Regions from separate parts of the Homo sapiens genome. Here region 1 is linked to region 2. A link is a loop called in an ENCODE intact Hi-C map of the cell type or tissue named here. Cell type or tissue: heart right ventricle. All regions are shown on one strand. Links, peaks and the distances in the headings refer to the core of each region. The heading gives the core; the rest is flanking DNA. Region 1 overlaps LINC03007 (long intergenic non-protein coding RNA 3007). Region 2 has its middle 50 kb from the start of LINC03007.

Region 1 (5,379 bases), core at 196-5,195, 86 kb before region 2:
GTTAATCCCTTCCCATTTAGTCCATCGTGATTCTCTAATTTCATAGATGGGGGTAAAATGCTGAAAATTCATTTCTTCGGAAATTGTTTAGCTTTAGTAACAGAGAGTGTGCCATATTTATTTTAACATCTTTAGACCTACTTCAGCTTGACAAAGTGTATCAGTCTATGCCAGAGGCCTTTCAAATTTCAGTTTAGTCTGTCTAAAACAGGTTTATACCTAGGGGCCCATGCCCATGGTTAGAAAAAAACACAAAGTTGACACTTTTGGCTAGAGAGGGATGGAAGGAGAGAAGAAGGGGAATTTTTCATTGCCTAATACACCAATGTAACGCGAGCGGTCCCAGGAGCTGCTGGAAGATGGACACCCCAATACCTAGACCTGAGCAGGGGATAAAAAAGAGAAAAGAAAAGAAACAAAATTTTGCTAACTGACTAATTTGGGAAGTGTGTTGGGAGGTAGAAGGTAGGCATGTCAAAGAAAAGAAAACTGCAGGGCTGGGGGGAAGTAGGGAAGATTGCTCTTGTTTTATACAAAATCTCCTGAGGAGAGGCAAGAAAACAGGCAAGTAATAAATAACATACTCAAGTTTATCCTGAGCCCAAACAACCCTCAGGGCTGAGGCTCTGCAGACCGCCTTCCCTGCCAGACCCACTGCCACTCATCTGCGGCAAGGGGATGCCTTTCCTGCCTGAACACCCAGGCCTTCAGCCCTGGGTAAAAATATCTGTATTGGTATTTTGTAGCTTTTTCTCCTGCACGCTGATAAAAACAAACCCCGTTTGTTTAAAAATCAACTTCCCCACTCCCTCCGCCCTATTTCCACTCTACTCTCATCCTTTTCCAATTTTTTTTTGAAACCCCTTAAAGGAAATGTCACCCAAACATAAGGAATTGGTCATTAGTATGTCTAATGGTGGACATTTTTTATGTAACGCTCTGAATCTATAGTGAACAAAAGCAACTGTTGAGAACTCTGCAAAAAAACTGCCCAGCAATTTTAAGTTAATGGGCAAGATTAATGGATTGTCATATAATGTGAAGGGAAAGTATTAGAAAGAAATGAAAGTGGCTAGACAAAATTGGTTTGGAATTGGAGTCTACCTGAAGGCCCCTCAGCAAGAACATTACTGTCTGCTGTATTTTCAGCTAAGCAGTGTATTAATTTGAAAGCCATGCCTCGTACGGATACCCAGCACTTAGTGGTTGGTTTTATGTTTAAAATGCTTAGTATGAAACCTGTGCTGAAAATTTGCCCAAACATCTCACAGTTGATTGCAAACCCGAGTGCCTGGGGGCTCTGAGTCCACACCTCAAGAATGCTGGAGTGGGGGGACTTTCTGGCTCCACACCTGGGTTTGTCAAGGCCTCTTCGGGCTGCTGGGAATGTGCCCTGCCTGGGGCCCGCTGCTCTCCTCATCAGCCCTCTGACAGATTAAAACACAACAGGGTCTGTTGCCTGACTGACACATTCCTCTCCTGTCTGCCTCTGAAAGGACTTTATTTAACAGTCCTGGAGTCGGGCTTTGACTGACAGATTGTGAAGGGTAAAAGTCATTCAGTTCCATTAAGCTCTGTAACTGCCCTGGAACAAAACACCTTCCAAAAAAAGTGTCGGAGGGAGGGGAAAATAGAGCTGTGGAGAGTGGGGGCATGAGCTTTCGGGAGAAAAAAAGGGGGTTTCTTTTCAGGTTCAAAAACAATCCTCCTCTTTGCCTTCTGTCTATCAATTAGGGCGGCATTCCCAGAGGGAATACAGGCCCGGCCTCATTGGTGTCATTCAGCTGCCAATCTCCTGACAGAGACACCAAAGGGCCTCATGTAGCGCTGCGGAAACTGTCTGTCAGGCCATCAGCAGCTGCTATGACGACATCGCCTCTGTTTTTCTAGGACTCTTATGGAGGGGGGAGTTCACCCCAACAGAGTCTCAGAGTCTCGACTCCAAACCTCTGTTCATATTTTCCTTTTACAACCCATCCCCAGTGTGAATTTCTTCACAAAAACAACCCCCGGCTCCCTTGCCTGGCTCGGCTACGAGGTAAATAATAGCTTGCCAGCCAAGGACATGGTCTTGGGTGTGAGAAAGGGGTTCTGCTTCTGGGAAAAACCGAGTCGTGACTGAACACATTCAACGACTCTGGCTCAGATGAGTCCAAAGAAACCCGATTTGCAGTGAAAGGTCTCCATCCACCGAAAGGCCTGCACAGGCCGCGTGTGAAGAGCAGTGTGGCCCCACAGACGGCCTCCTGCTCAGCCTTAACCTTGTTTGGGTTGCTGTGGGTTTCATTCCCCTGGAGTTTTGCTTGGAGCCTGAAGGCTCAAGCACAGCTCAACACTTTAAGCCAAACTCAGCACCAAGCAACCACTTCCCACTGCTCTGTTTTTCTGCCTTGCTCCCCGCTTTCCCCAAGGCCTGACTTACACGGCTGCCTTGAGTTTGCCCCAAAGATTCCTCAGCCTCAGCTGATCACACAGAAGACCCAAGAGTACAAAGGAAGGGCCCGTTTACCCGAGCTTTCTGGCTGGACTGGGGAAAATATCTTTACCCCCTCCCTGCCCTCAACTCCCTCCTGTCCACTCCAGATTCTGCCTAAGACTTGGGGAGGCAGATCCGGGCCACCAATGGCCACCTGCAAAGATAGTGGTTGTCTCTGCATTCTGTAAAGGCTGTGTTTGTGATTCCTGGCATTTCCCTGGAAGTGTTTTCACATTACAGGGAGCTGCTTCCAAATGGTAATGATAGCACTTTGTACCAAACTGAGAGCTGGAGCAAGTTGCTGCCAAGCCCCCATGGTCGGGCCATCGTGTTGCAACGCTTCTGCTTCTATTACAGTTCTTCACATGTTCCACCCGAACCGTACAAAATGTTTAGCCAAACCCTGTAAGAACATGTACATAAAGCTGTCTCCATGCTGCCAAGGTGGTAAAGTCGATCTTTTTTCTTCCTTAAGTCTGAAAGCTCTGCTAAGGTCCAACACTTCCTGAGCATAAACTCCATCTGGGGTGGCTAAAATCTGTCTACAGGGCAATATACTGATTTTAGACACCCAGATGCTGGGCCTTGGATATGCACTACCTAAATGAAGACACTGCCTGGGGAAATTCAGAATTAACTAGATTTTTGGCACTGGGAGTATATGCAGAGAGGAGCAAATGGACAGGATGATGCGAGGGAGAGAGAGGTTGATGTGATTGTCACCTTCCTGCTCTGCAGCCTCAGGAAGACACACTCAGAAGCCAGCCCTTTGCCATCTGCATGGATAGAAATGGCAACAGTCATGGGAGGCACTGATAGTTCACTAATGAGTGAATATTTCCACATTGCTTTGCAGGTCTTTGGTTATTGCAGCACATTTTCATTACTGAAGCAGAGAAGAAACCAACCTAAGGAATTGGGCAGGCCACCAGGGATATACACAAAGTGCTCTCACCTCCTGGGGCATCACCAAAAAGAGACTTTAGTCGCTGGATCAAAGGCTATTGGGAACATTTCACTCAGGATGAATTATCTTGAAAACACCACCTGGAGTAGCCCCAAATAAGCAGATGCTTTGGAGCTCCTGGATGCTGAGTGGTGGCACAGATTCCCATCCTGGGGCTCCGTGTCACCATCCAATGTCTGGTAACCCCATCCATTCCCTTTGTATCTTCCACAAAGACTTCAGATCCTCACACTTCAGGCCTTCCAAAAGCTTCTCAATTGAAGGCCCAATAGTCTAAGATCTGAATATTGAATTGCCTTTGCTGGAAAGACAACTGTCTTTGTTTACTGCTTTCTCAAGCAATTCCTGGCTGTTTATGCCACCTGAGATTCTACATAGTTCTCTCTGGCCTTGTGTTCCAACATCTATTATATTAGGTACTGTGCCTCTCCTGTTTTTCTTTCCATTGTGCTAGGGAAGAATTAAAGGGTCCTTTGAGCCCTCAAGACAGTGATGTGTATAGTATTCATTGTGTAACATCTTATTTGATTTTTTTTTTTCTTTGAGGTGGAGTCTTGCTCTGTTGCCCAGGCTGGAGAGCAGTGGCGCCATCTGGGCCCATTGCAAGCTCCACCTCCTGGGTTCACGCCATTCTCCTGCCTCAGCCTCCCAAGTAGCTGAGACTACAGGCGCCTGCCACCACGCCCAGCTAATTTTTTGTATTTTTAGTAGAGACGGGGTTTCACCGTGTTAGCCAGGATGGTCTCGATATCCTGACCTCGTGATCCACCCGCCTCAGCCTCCCAAAGTGCTGGGATTACAGCCGTGAGCCACTGCACCTGGCCCTTGGTTGAATTTTTATCCTTACAGTATTTCCCCTTGACTGGTTACGTTGTGGGTAATCTTCAACCAAACCTGTTACAGTTTAATTTTAGCTAAATAAATAGTTCCTACTATTTAGTAAATATATGTAAGTTTAGACAATTTGTTCTTATTTCTGTGAGTAGATTCCCCCCCACTGTAAATTAGCTTAATCCTAATTAATCTTAATTAACATTACTCAGGTTCGTATTATAGCAATAAAATACATCATAAGCACCACCATTCCATCTTTTCATTTCATTCATGCAAACTATGAGGCCAAGAAAGACATGCTTGCCATGCACCTCCCCAACTCAGGAAAATTCTAATTCACAAATATAAATACATAACATGCCACTTGGTGTTGGTGTTACAACTTTTAGTCCATCTCCAGAATGAGATAGAAAGTAAGGACTTGAATGATCACCTAGCATCCCCATGGACACAAATCCTATGAGGATGGCGCCAATATGTTCCTCAGAATGTTATGAATTTCTAAAATGTCACATATGCCCATGTGCAAAGATCTATAAAACTTCATTATTGTTACAATTATGCACCATTTTCTGTTAGCCACACAAAGAAATCTCTTGATAAAACAAAAATAACTTTGAAGGACATGGTATACAGAAAGTGTCAGAATAACCAAAATGATTGACTGAAAAAAATCCAATATATCATCCTTAAATAACAAAACTACACAGATGAGAAGTGTGTTCTTGGCACATCAAGGAAGCATTTGGAAGAGCTCATTTGAATAGATGAATGGAATTGATCTATTAAAAGCACAGAGACAGCTGTCAGACCTCAAAACAGTAATGAGGCTAAATTTTCCCAAGTTAAGACTTTGATCCTCAGCAATGATCTTAGACTTGTGATCAAAGATACCCAGGCACTTTAATCTTCACTTTACTTTCCTAAATCCCATGGATTATAATATCATGACTTTACAAGAATAATCACTATACAGGAGAAGACTGGCTTTTTAAAAAGGAACTCAGCTAAGAGAAGCCAAGCTAAAGGTGAAGTTACCTCTGGTTAGGAATGTGGAGTACCCAGTGCCCTCTTAATAACAGTGGAGACTATAAATCTAATC
Region 2 (5,379 bases), core at 124-5,123:
ATCTAAGCTAAGTGCAGAGCCAAAAATCACATTCCCACCTTTTTAAGTGCAATAACATGGATGAAGCTTGAAGACATTAGGTTAAGAGAAATAAACAAGACACAAAAGGACAATATTGTATGATTCTGCTTATATAAGATACGTAGACTAGGCAAATTCATAAAGACAGAAAGTAGAATAAAGGCTACCAGGGTCTGAGGGTAAGGGGGAATGGAGAGTTTTTATTAATGGGTACAGAGCTCCAGTATGAAATAAAAAATTCTGGAAATTTATAGTGGTGATGGTTGTATAACACTATGAATGTACACTTAAAATGGCTAAAATGGCCACTTTTATGTTATATATATTTTATAATTAAAAATTAGAAAAATAAGGCTTGAAAGATCAAACATTTGGGATAAAAAGAACTGCAACTTAAACTATACTGTGTAGCACACTTCTATCCTTCTGCAATACTTTCTTCATCTTTTCTGTCTTCATTAGCAGAACCTCTTGAAGACTCCACATAGTATCTCTTATTTTGCAAATAAGAAGACTAAGACTTGTAATAAATTGTTCAAGTGTACCCCCAGATTGGCACTAGAATGTGGATGCCCTGGTTTCCATCCTTTTAGCCAATGACCTGTATCCCCTAACTTCAAGGTTATGAGACACTTACCTTATGCTATAAAGAAAGAATATGTGTTCCTAATTTAAATTTTATTTCTCTGCTTTCCATGTAGCCAAAGTCCACAGAGTGAAGGCACCCTGCCATGCACATATCAAATGCTCAGTAAGCAATTTTTCATCATCATTAAAAGCAATTTATTACTCACATATCTGTTACCAAGAAAGACAGTAATCATCTAGAGAGAGACATAAAAACAACCAGATGGAGATTCTTGATTTTGTTATTTGATGAAATACATAGAAAATGATAATTCCTTAGCAACGGATTATTAGAAAATAAAAAAGATGATTAGGGGCATGGATGATTCCTAAAGAGATCATTGATGATCCACAAAGATCAGAAAGCATGTGAATTTAAGGTTTATTATCCAAATCTATTTTTGACAGCTCTTTAAGGCTGAAGAAGTGTTAGCTAATAAAGTAACATTAGACTTGCTGATGTGGGAAGGTTTTAACGTCTGGTTCTCACTCAATGAAACATGAGTTTCAGAACTCCATATATTCCATTTACCCAGACCTCCAAAAGAAAGTCTTTTCTAAGGTCAATTATAACACCTCCAGATGGACCAGAGCAGCATTTCCCAAAGTGTCCGCCAGGGAATTTGAGTGCTAAAAGATGTACCTCAAAGAAAAAAAAAAATTTCTGTGGTCAATTAAGTTGGGAAATTCTGCTAAACAAAATCGCCCACTTGAAGATGTACTTTACACTTCAGCATTTTAACATCTCTCTTTTCTGTGAAAGTATCAGCCACTCCTCACCTTTGCCATGCTTCCATGTGGGAGGAGTGTACTTCCTGGCCCATCAGGAAGCTTGGCCAAGGGACTCGCCTTAGCCAATGGAATGAGAGCAAATGTACACCACATCTAAGCAGAAGCTTTAAATGTACTTGAATCGTTTGGGTCAACCTCTTTGTTCCTACCCTCTGCTATGAGAAGAGTGTTCCAGAGAGGGGCTGCTCCTCCAGCCTACATCCTGGGATGGAAAGAAATGTGGAGCTCAGCAGAGCCCAAAGCAAGCCAGAGCTGACCTACAGAACTGGAAACCAGAAGTAATGTCAGGAGAGGCTTTCCCATCTGAAAGATAATGAAACACCTGCTATTCCTGAGGAGTCCACTAGAGGATGAGACTCATCCAGCCATCCAACCGAGAGATAAGTGGGGAAACTTTGGCAAAAGGACTGTTGGTGAGTATTTAATATATATGATTGTAGAGCTAGGATTAAACTAAGGGTGAGAACATGAATAAGTATGCAAATGTTATAGTTCTGACATAATAGGTGGATTGATATTGTTGGGAGCCAGGGTTGGTTCTAACTGTAAAGAAAAGAATTAAAAAAGGAGTGGGGACAGCAAGGGAGGGCTTTATGTGATTAGATTGGACTTGGAAGTGTCAATATAAACTCATGACGTCATTAAAATTTTTTTATTTTTTTTGCATCCTAAAAGCAATGACATTCCATTTAGCTGTGAGCACACCTGGCACCCCAGTCTTAGTTTATAAATACCATTGCTAACTGAAAGGAGCCAGGGATCTTTGGAGAAATGGTTGATTCCAGGGCTGGGGTGGTGAAGGTAAAGATGAGTCTGGAACATTTTGCCTTGCAAGAAAGTTAAAAAGGTGCCCACAAAAATGATAGCAATATGTCAATAGAACACAGAAGTCAACCTGAAAGGGTTCCCACTGGCCAAATGTGGGGCAATTTAAGCATCAAAACAAAAGGATTAGGCCAGGCATGGTGGCTCATGCCTGTAATCCCAGCATTTTGGGAGGCTGAGGCTGGCAGATCACCTGAGGTCAGGAGTTCAAGACCAGCCTGGCCAACATGGCGAAACCTCATCTCTGCTAAAATTACAAAAAGTAGCTGCACATGGTGGCGCACGCCTGTAATCCCTGCTACTAGGGAGGCTAAGACACAAGAATCGCCTCAACCAAGGAGGCAGAGGTTGCAGTGAGCCAAGATCTCACCACTGCACTCCAGCCTGGGCAACAGAGCAAGACACTGGCTCAAAAAATAAATAAATAAAAAACAAATTGATTAAAATTAATTTAATAAAATAGTAATCTAAGAGTGAATTATTTCAAAACAAAGAAAAAGAGAAAAAAAGAAAATCCATCCTTAAAAATGGATACAGACCAATAAAGCTGAAAGGAATGGACGCACTCTGGATCTAAGCCTCCCTCACACCTCTTCTCCAGGCCACCTTGTCCAGGTCACAGTCTACACACTTGTATGCACCGGCCCTGGGGAGTGGAAAGAAGCATGCTTATCAACCAGAAGTGTCTAAAAAAGAAAGACTTCTCAAGAGAACTTTTTCCAGTTAGAGGAGCCAAAAATAAATAAATAAATATAGAAGACATAAAAATAGAGCAATGGAGTAACAGAATAAGAAGTGGTGATAAGACCCAGTGACAGGAACATGGAGTCCCAGACCTGCTGACAACAGAGCAGGGAGCTCATAACAAAGAAACAGAAGACAGTTCTGCAATTCCACAGCCCTTGAAACCACAGAGCAAGAAAAACAATTACGCAGCATGAGTTGCCATCACTTTCTGTCTTGAAGCATCACAGATATCAACCATTGATATCGATCGTGGAGTTCTTCCCTACTGCTCCTGGATGCATCCTCAGGATCTTTCTCAACACTACAATCTGCTGGCTTTTCATCCAAGGCAAAGGACATCTTCTCCACATGTATAAGAGTTTTATAACATTGAGGGTAGGAAGTGACCTCTAGTGCTGGGTCTCAATTCAGCATCCATGTTGGTGACAGACCTAAACTAGGGACCTTTACAATAAAAGAGTAGAGAACATTTTGGTATATGTGCTGCCAAAGCAAGCAAGAGTATAGAACATTTTAGAGTTTTTCACCCAAGTAACTATGCTAATTTTAACAATTACAGCAAACTGGTGCCTTAAAGGTTAATTCCTTCCCAGCTATAAAGAATTCTTTCTCTAAGCAGTCCATAAAACTTAAATTTAACTATGGAATGCCAGAACAAGCATGGTTAACTTTTACTAAATCTACCTGTGGCACTGGGAGTTTTTAATGGTCATACTTAAACCAAATGTCAATCAAAAGCGTTTACACCTCCATTTAAGAATTAGCAGTTTAGATTGTAAGGCTCCAAGGGAAATAAAATTCCACCAGTTTTCCCATGATCCCTAAAGTCACAGGAGGCGGGAACTTTTAGCTAAGAACATGAGTATCTTAGAGAAGTAGAATGAGAATGATGCAGAAAAGTTTTAAAAGTTTTTATAATAAGGGAAGGGTATAGCCCTGTTTCTCTCAAGCCCAGATTTCTAGGCCTCAAAGCCCACACATATTTGTACAGCTTCTCTAGGACTACAGAATCTCCTACAAAACATTTAATTTGGTGGCTTAATATGAAAATCATCCTTCAGCATACATTAATCTAGGGTAGGGATCTGCAAACTCTTTCTGTAAAGGGCCAGATAGTAGATTATTTTCAGCTTTGCAGGCCATACAGTCTGTCCAACAGCAACTCTGCTGTTGTAGAAGGAAAGCAGCCATATACAATATATAAACAAGTGAACATGGCTGTGTTCCAATAAAACTTTATTTACAACAAGCAGGCATGGAGCTGGATTTGGGCCACGGCCACAGTTTGCTGAACCCTGGTCAGTTTGCAGAGCATCAAGCGCAGCTGAGTTGCAAACTGGTTTTCCAGATGCAGCTGCCAACTTCCACCTCACCCATGATATGAAACCTTTCCTTCTGGTGGTTCCTAACATGCCTTTGTTTTAAAATCCGAGGGGATGTTCATGTACTAATGGATACATCACTGCCTCCTCTTATTTACAAAGTATTGTGGGGACTACTGGGATTTAGCTTACTAGCAACCTCTCAGCATAAGCAGAGCCAGGAGGCTCCACTGAAAAGACTCCTAATGTACAATTAAAATGTCATCACTGGAGATGCTTTTTTGCACCCTGCACTTGAGTTTGCTGGAAAAGTTCATATTTGCCTTTTCATTCCTCACCCTGCATTCTGATGGCTTCAGGCCTTTAGCATGGGCCATATTTAAATTGTCAAGAGATGTCAACAAATTGTGAGGGACAGCCTCACACTGGCAGCAATTACTACACGGCAATAATCAATGGGAGTCTTTTGTTAGCACTGCAGACTCACCATTGACTCAGGAAGTAAGTGTCCCAGTGGTTTAAGTGAAAGCTGAAATGGACAAGCAGTTTCACCTTAGCTGCTCAAAAGCCACAGACATACGCTTGCCCCATTAATTATTCCTACCCAAAAGACAGGGGCTGTTACCGTCCACTGTCTGCTGTCTGCTAAGGAGAGGGGGTGGCCAGAGACTCACAGACATTCTATTTACGGTGCCAGGAAATGCATCCTTCTTGCTTTCCGAGAAAGGATGATTGCCTTATTCCACTGTGATTCCTTCTATAAATAGGTAAAGGTCACATGTGGAAATGGAGAGTTTTCAAACTTTGCTCATGCTTTTTGATTTCAGATATTATATTTATCTGGCACAATGACCTGATGAATTACTCTAATGTGGAAGAAATGCCCTTTGTGACCCACAACGCCCATATTGACTTGCTCTTCTGTCTTGCATTTTTAATTTTTACACTTTTCTTGCTTTAAAGTCACATGCCTTGTACAAAAAAAATCTAGAGCTGGAAGTTGAAGTAAAATCCACTCAGATCATTTTCTGACCCTAATTTCCAT

What was found. Hi-C counts contacts between places; a loop is a spot of excess contacts. Peaks named below come from ENCODE experiments on the same cell type or tissue, not always from the same donor. Only the 100,000 strongest peaks of a DNase experiment are listed, where the experiment ranks them.
Region 1: a loop joins it to region 2, with 4 times the contacts of the local background. A loop is called at or near these places in 16 of 110 quality-filtered maps.

What each region holds. Positions count from the first base shown.
Region 1 is chr7:25,751,734-25,757,112 of GRCh38, forward strand. All of the region lies in intron 1 of LINC03007 (long intergenic non-protein coding RNA 3007), which reads right to left. Among named protein-coding and RNA genes, the nearest start is that of LINC03007, 36 kb to the right of the region's middle. RefSeq lists an enhancer at 550-2,929. In heart right ventricle, for the core only: no CTCF peak of the experiment used is centred there; DNase peaks (open chromatin) are centred at 2,517 and 2,768; H3K27ac peaks cover 2,596 bases.
Region 2 is chr7:25,837,501-25,842,879 of GRCh38, forward strand. No RefSeq gene overlaps it. Among named protein-coding and RNA genes, the nearest start is that of LINC03007, 50 kb to the left of the region's middle. In heart right ventricle, for the core only: no CTCF peak of the experiment used is centred there; a DNase peak (open chromatin) is centred at 2,931; H3K27ac peaks cover 2,921 bases.